Regions from separate parts of the Homo sapiens genome. Here region 2 is linked to region 1. Evidence: chromatin contacts called from ENCODE Hi-C data. All regions are on one chromosome and are shown on one strand. Each heading gives the region's core, a stretch centred on a gene start or an enhancer-like site at or near the end of the contact. The rest is flanking DNA. Distances are from core to core; before and after follow the strand shown. Region 1 holds the start of PDS5B (PDS5 cohesin associated factor B). Region 2 has its middle 31 kb from the start of RFC3.

Region 1 (3,519 bases), core at 820-3,319:
TAAAATATACCTTTAAGTAAACGCCAGCTGAGAAGAGAACAATTTTTAAAACCATCAGAAAAAGGAGGAAAAAGTCACTATTTTGGTAATTTTTATAAAGTCTAAAGTGCATCTTGTTAGACATATTTGTAAATGTATATTAAGTACAAATTTTATTTATAAGGAATAATGTTCTTAAGATGTGTTTTTACAGTTAAGTTTCTGAGACTAAATCTATCTTCACATAAAAGTTCCCATGTAATTTTCACCTACATATTCAGCACTACAAATTTTAATTAGGTTTTCTGCTATCACCATGAGATACAAGATTAATTGTTGCACGAACTGACCTGCATACACCATTGAATACTCATTTTATTGTCCCTAAAGATGCGAACATCTCAGACATGTGTACTGCATGAAGAGCTGTCTTTCAAGTCCATATTTGTGGCTTTTAATTACTTTACCTGACCACTACATGAGTTAATATAAAAAACGTTCTGTCTGGGAACTCGGGATGTGTTAACTGAGAACAATGACTATACTGCCGTTCAAGCATTGGGTAATTACGATTTATTTACAGCTCGCCTCCTGTATGTAAACACAACTTGAGTTTTTGAAGTTCATTAGGAAGATAGTATAGGATTACCCAACTCTCTCCACACCGCAGACCAACCCTCTAAATTAAGGCTATACCCAAAGTTTTCGAAACTATTTCATCAACAGGGTAGGATCAGTCTGGGCACCACTGCCCATCCATCACCTCTTATTAAAAGTACGAGAAGCACTTTCTTCGACATAAAAAAGGGTTAACCCTCGCTGGGGGAGAGAGGCTGTTGAAGACGCGCGTGGAGTGGGTGGGTAGCTGCTCTACCAACCCTTCCCGGAGCTCGCCCCGTCCGCGGCAAGGAACGCAGCAGCCTGCAGCTCCGAAGGCGAGGGGCGGCGTTTCTGGTTTCAGTCATTCGTCCAAAATAACTGTCGAGCTACTTAAGAGTTAGCTTTCACGTCTCTACCAAAAACCAACAGCAGTAGCAGCAACAACAACAAACAAGGTTTTTCTCCGGACCGAAAACTTTTAAAGTAACATTAAAATAACAGTGTAAAAACAATAACGAGTCACAATTGCACACCATTTTCCCCGCCGTTCCTTCTGAAAGGAAAGCTAGAACCCAGTTGTGGCCTGGGAGGAGTCCCTCCACGCCAGTGCTGGGCTCTTCCTCAACTGGCTGCTCGGGGACCACTCGGGGTGGCGCGGTGAGCGCGATTTCCCTCCGGCGAGCGGCGAGGGACAGTGCAAAAATGTCACGCTCAGCCCGTCCCCTGGCCCGAAGCGGAGGCCAGGCGGCGCGCGGGGACCCGGCGGCGGGGGCGAGAGCGCCCGCGGCCCCGACCCGCGGTCCCCGCCCGCCCCTCGCCCGGAAGGGGGAGAAGCCCGCCCGCGGGAGGATTCAACAGGAGCACCGCGCCGCCCGCCTGCCGCCCGGGAAACAGCCGCCGGCCGGCCGGGGCGCGGGGGGAGGGGCGCGGCGGCGGCGACGGCGGCGGCGGGAGGGCGCGGGCGGCCGGGCGGCCCCGAGACCCCCGCCCGCGCGCAAGGTCACCGCCCGCCGCCGCCGCCGCCCCGGCCGGGATCAGAGCGGCAAGTTTAATTTTCCAGAGGCTGCGGCAGAACCCGCGGCGTGGAGGCGCGCGCCGGCCGCGGGGCCCTCCCCACCCCCACCGCGCAGCCGGCCCGCGCCCCGCGACCCCCGCCCCGGGCCACCGCCAGGCAGCCACCCGCTGCAGCCCCCGATGCCGGGAGGCGAGTCGCGCCTGGCACCCAGGCGGGCGGCGCTTCAGCCCTGCCACACACACGCACACAGCGGCAGTGGCGGCCGCTGAAAAATGGAGCGCCGCAGCCAGAGAAGAGAGACATTTTCTTTCCGTTAACTGAATTGTTTCCTACCTCCGGGTTGCCGACTCGCTACTCCGCTCACTCCGGGGCTCTCCGGGATCCGCCGCCGCCGCCGCATCCAATCGCCTTCTCCCCCCCCCTCCCCTTCCGCAGCCAGCCCTGCCGTTCCTCCTCCTCTCCGCTTCAAAATGGCGCCAAGCGCTCTTCGGCGGCTGCTCCAATCGAACCGCCGCGGACAGCACCCGGGGGCAGGCAGAGCGCGGCATGGGTGCGCAGCGCCCCCTGCCGACCAGACGGCCCCGAGCGCGTCCGCCCTCCGAGCTCCACCCCGCCCCGTCCGCGCGCGCGCACGTCCCTCCTCAGCCCCGCCCCGTCCGCGCGCACGCAACCACACGGGCACGCCGCCGCGGGGCCCGCGAGAAGGGCAGCTGTCAAGGCGTCCACTACTCTTGCGGCTTCCTAGACCTCTACCGACAAAAACCACACCGATTGTTACGTAGCCCTATCTTTTTAGATAAAGGTTGGGAGATTTTTTTAAACCCTGACATTCAGCACAGGTGTTGTGATGGGTAAACAGAATTGGTATTATTAACTACTTTGCTCCTTACTTGTTAACTCTGACCTAGTCGTCTCGGAATGCCATACAAATAGTTTTCCTACACTTTACGTGTTATGTCTTTATTAAATCTCCCCGCTTTCCTAATTTGAGGAATTGTTTATAGGTGGTAGGCTGGCGGAGACAGAGTAATTGAGCCTGTGACGAAGCATTCCATTCCTTTGGCAGAATTGTCCTTATTAGAGGAAGAAATCATCTGGAGACCACAGGGACACATTCCAGGAGGTGGGTCTCCTCCCCTCTTCACCTCTAAGGGATGCCAGTCCCTCCTGCAGCTGTAGAGTGGGTTTAGCCTGGTCACCACAGCAGATCACCTACCTTGCGGGAAGGTTTCCTCCCCAGCCGGGTCCCTGCCAGAGCTGAAGAAGGGACTTCCTCCTCTTTTTACTTTAATACCATCCCTGCTGTAAGGAAGTTTCCCCTGATATGATGTATTTGGTTACTAGAATTTTGTTCCAGGGAGAATTTGTTTCAACAATGAACAAGCAAAGTGTGAATGAATGGATTACAGTAGGATACTTATCAACTGAAACAAAAGAGAGGTAATGCTGATATATAAACTAATGCTACTGTGTTAGAAAAGGTATGTACATCGGTATTCCATCGGACCCGGGCACCTAGAGATACTGAGACCTCTTCATTTCCATTTTTGTGGGATTCGCTGGACAATTCCGCCTCAGTCTCCTCCAGTGCTTGCTAGACCAATATGTTGTGTTACTGTATTCCTGTGTCCAAGATTTTGCCACTGAATACTCCAGGTTCTACCCATTTTATACATTCCTCGATGAAGTCTACTATGAGTTTTTTCTGCCCTCTTTTTAAAATTATCTCAGGAATTTTCTTATTTTACATCGTTGTTCCATCAACATAAATCTTGTATGGGAGAGTAGGATGTCTAGATCTAGAAAAACCTTTCCTCTTTGGTTGTTTTTATTATGTTTTTTACTTTATTTTCTTCAATTCCCAAACCTCCAAAGCCAGGAAGCCAGAAAGTTTCAGAAGAAAGCCAGGATGAAAGCAAGAATTT
Region 2 (3,501 bases), core at 218-2,717, 1.2 Mb before region 1:
AAAAAGAAAAAATTCTAGAAATTCTTCTCTCATTGGGAGATCTGTAAAAACAGTGTCTCTCATGTTTGTCATTACTGTATCTTGGGGCACAGTGTGTGACATGTGGTCATGCAATAAATAACTGTTGAATGAAGGAAAGGCATGATGACTATCACAGAAGATCTTTCTGCAGTCATTTTGACATCATCTTACCTTGGTGCTTTTATTTCCATCTGCACATTTTTATTATAGTACAAAATTTTTTTAATGGGTGAAAAAGGATGAGTATAACTGTTTTCTCCATTAATTGCACATGGTATTTTGGAACAACATTGTGCTAGGGGTCAGATAGCTTCTGGTGGGATGGTCCCATTCCTGTCGTGATGTGACCTTGAACTACTCAATATCTGCAGTCCAGTTGTCCCATTGACAAAAATGCAGAGAATCACATCTGGCAAGATTTTATTACAGATGGAATTATTTTAATAGCAAAATACAATCATGAAAGATGCATGCTGGGATTAGTAAGAGAAATATTAAACTATGTTGTGTTTATACAGTACTGTAACATTTTAAAAATTCCTCCATTTTTAATCACCTGATTTGCTGATAACAACACTACCAAAAATATTTAACTTTTCCATCAAATACAAATATATTAGCCTTGGTCATCTAAAATAAAACATGGGCATTTTCTAAGCTACATTTAAGTATAATTTACACATCATACAGTTCACCCATTTGAAGTGCAAAATTCAGTTTTTTTTTGGTAAATTTTCAGTTACAGAATCACCACAATCCAAATTTAGAATATTTTCGTTGCCCCCAAAAGATCCCTTGTGCCCTCCCCCTTTCTACCTCCAGCTCTCAAAACAGAAAAACAACAAATACTCTTTTAGTATAAGTATGTTCCACATGTTGAAAGGGACATACTTACAGTAAAACATTTTTTATTATTTGAAATTCAGATTTAACCAGACATCCTGTATTTTATCTGGCCATCCTACCAAAACATAGACTCCAAAATAATATTTTAAGAATTGTTTTTGGAAACATGCTTATTCACAACCTCTTTATTGGTAACCCAAAGTATAGTTTTATATGATGGCTGACCAATGACTTATGTTTTTACAATTTTTGCTACATAAATTACCATTGACACAACCAAGGAGATCTGCGAAAAAAAAAAATGTTTCTAAAGAAATTAACCCTCACATCCTTTTCAGAGGTGAATGCAATTACCAGAGGGCTGCAGGCAGACGGCCAGGCTTAGTGCTGTGCTGTGATGCTGCAAATGTTTGTGATTTTCTCTGCTGTACCCTGAGGCAGTACACTTTCACTTTTGGCATTCTCTAGGAATTTGTGCATTTTAGAATTAGCTGCAGTGCACTGTATATTTGCCCCAACTAGTGAAGGTGTGACCCTCACTCAGTGGGGACTAGTACGTGTCAAGCCACGTGGAAATCACAAAGAAGAGGGTTCACTCTGCTTTATTCATACTCCATGGTATTGGAGACCTGAGCTCTCAGGCTGCAACTGTTTAGTAGCCAGAGACCCATTTTTTATATCAAATAGAAGGTCAGTTGAAACATAAATTTTGGGTTTGGAAGACTACTCTAGATAAATATGAGGTGAAGAAGAATATTCTATCGTGGGTTCTCTTTCGGTTTCAGTTTCTATCATGTGGTTCTTCTTCTTCTTCTTTTTTTTTTTTTTTTTTTTTTTTTTTTGACGGGTCTTATTCTGTCTCCCAGGCTGAAGTGCAGTGGTGCGATCTCCATTCACTGCAACCTCTGCCTCCCGGGTTCAAGCGATTCTCCTGCCTCAGCCTCCGGAGTAGCTGGGACTACAGGCGCCCGCCACCACACCCGGCTAATTTTTGTATTTTTAGTAGAGACGGGGTTTCACTATGTTGGCCAAGTTTGTCTCGAACTCCGGTCCTCAGGTGATCAATCCACCTCGACCTCACAAAGTGCTGGGATTACAGGCGTGAGCTACCACACCCGGCTACGTGGTTTTTGTTTCTCTGATTCTACAACCTCAGCCTAGTCATTCAGTCAATCTGTCCACAAATACTTCTTGAGGGTAGGATTTGAGGGTCTCCTCTCTGCTAGCTGGTAGAGTAGGGATACAGAGGTTCAAAGATTGTGTGTGTCTAGGTAGCTCAGTGCCTGGCAGCATGGGCACTCAATTCACATGGCAAACTCATGTAGCAGTGAATGAGACAGAAACCGCTCTTGCCTCGGTGAGCTTACAACCCATTCTATTGACCGTTCTCAGAAAAGTTTGGAAGCTCAGTGGAGAAAACCAGGCTACAATAATCTCAGCAGTCCTAGCTTTTCTTCTCCTATGGTCTCTTGCTTTCATTGTGAGTGCTAAAATGTCTTAATTTCCTATTATGGATCCCTGGCTTGAATGAGAAGCCAAAATATGAAATGCTTCTTCCTAAGCTTAGAAGTAGAAGATACTACTTCAGGCTGGAAGAGTCAGTGAAGTTTCTCTGAAGAGACAAGAAATGTACAGTTTGCGGAAATGGCACTGCAAACAAAAACCCAGAGGCAAAAGAGGCTGAAATCAATAAAAATATGATTTTGTGCTAATATGAGGCATAAAGTGCTTTTTAAAATCGGTTGAGCATATGTGTGTGGTTTATTTCTAGGTTCTCTGTTCTGTCCCATTGATCTATGCATTTATCCCTCTGCCAATGCCATACCGTCTTGATAACTGCTATATAGTAAATCTTAAAATCAGGTACAATGATTCCTCCAACTTGATTCTTCTTTTTCAAAATCTTCTTACCTATTCTAGGATTTGTGCCTTTCCATAGACATTTTAAAATAAGCTTGTTTTTGTCTATAGAAACCTTGCTGAATTTTGATAGGAATTGAATTAAATTTATAGACTAATCAAAGGCTAAAATGCTTTTATATGTACAAAATCAATTTCCCACCTTGAAACCCACGATAAAGTTCCCATATTGACAACACACACACACACACACACACACACACACACACCCCACACACAAATTCAATGACAGTTGGGCATTGTTTTTTCATATAAAGCAAGGAAGACTGCAGAACCCTTTGCAACAGGAGTGACCCTTTAACACTGGTTCAAATAGGAACTAGAACAAGAAGTGAAGTTCTATAGTGAGATGTAATGCCAATCCTAGGTTGAATGTCAACATAAGGAGTCTCTTATCTCAGCAGGAGGTTACAGCTGATAGGGTGGCCTGACTCACTTTGTGGGGCATTATCAGTCAACCTGAACCATAGAAGCTCACTTCTAATTTTCCTCAGACTGAGGAAATAATTTAGAAATGGCAATTTTCTTCCTAGGCTTATAATTTTCTTTGCACTACATGAAAATTTCATTTCAATTGGCTTATGATAGAGCAGCGTTTTGACAGTTCAAATTCATGAATTAAAACAAAACGAAGCAAAACTTGGACAGTGGCAAAGCAGCACATTACTAAATTTACTGTTACAAACTAATGAAAGCTACTGGCAGCTCAGTTCT

The links. A loop is a pair of places that touch in the nucleus more often than their neighbours do. Pooled maps may share reads with other maps.
Region 2: a pooled map shows a loop between it and region 1 (20-fold over the local background). The contact joins the enhancer-like site here to the promoter of PDS5B in region 1. A Hi-C loop is called at or near these places in 2 of 50 pooled maps.

The regions. Positions count from the first base shown.
Region 1 is chr13:32,585,002-32,588,520 of GRCh38, reverse strand. PDS5B (PDS5 cohesin associated factor B) reads right to left here and starts at 2,069. Exons shown (of 35, transcript NM_015032.4): 1 at 1,928-2,069. It overlaps PDS5B-DT (PDS5B divergent transcript), which reads left to right and starts at 2,076. Exons shown (of 3, transcript XR_001749808.1): 1 at 2,076-2,144; 2 at 2,599-2,717; 3 at 2,952-3,503. RefSeq lists an enhancer at 965-1,024 and silencers at 1,255-1,504, 1,925-2,004, 2,015-2,384.
Region 2 is chr13:33,785,282-33,788,782 of GRCh38, reverse strand. No RefSeq gene overlaps it. Among named protein-coding and RNA genes, the nearest start is that of RFC3, 31 kb to the left of the region's middle. Within about 2 kb of position 1,467, at least 5 of the 41 ENCODE cell types and tissues checked have a DNase peak (open chromatin) inside an H3K27ac peak, as active enhancers do.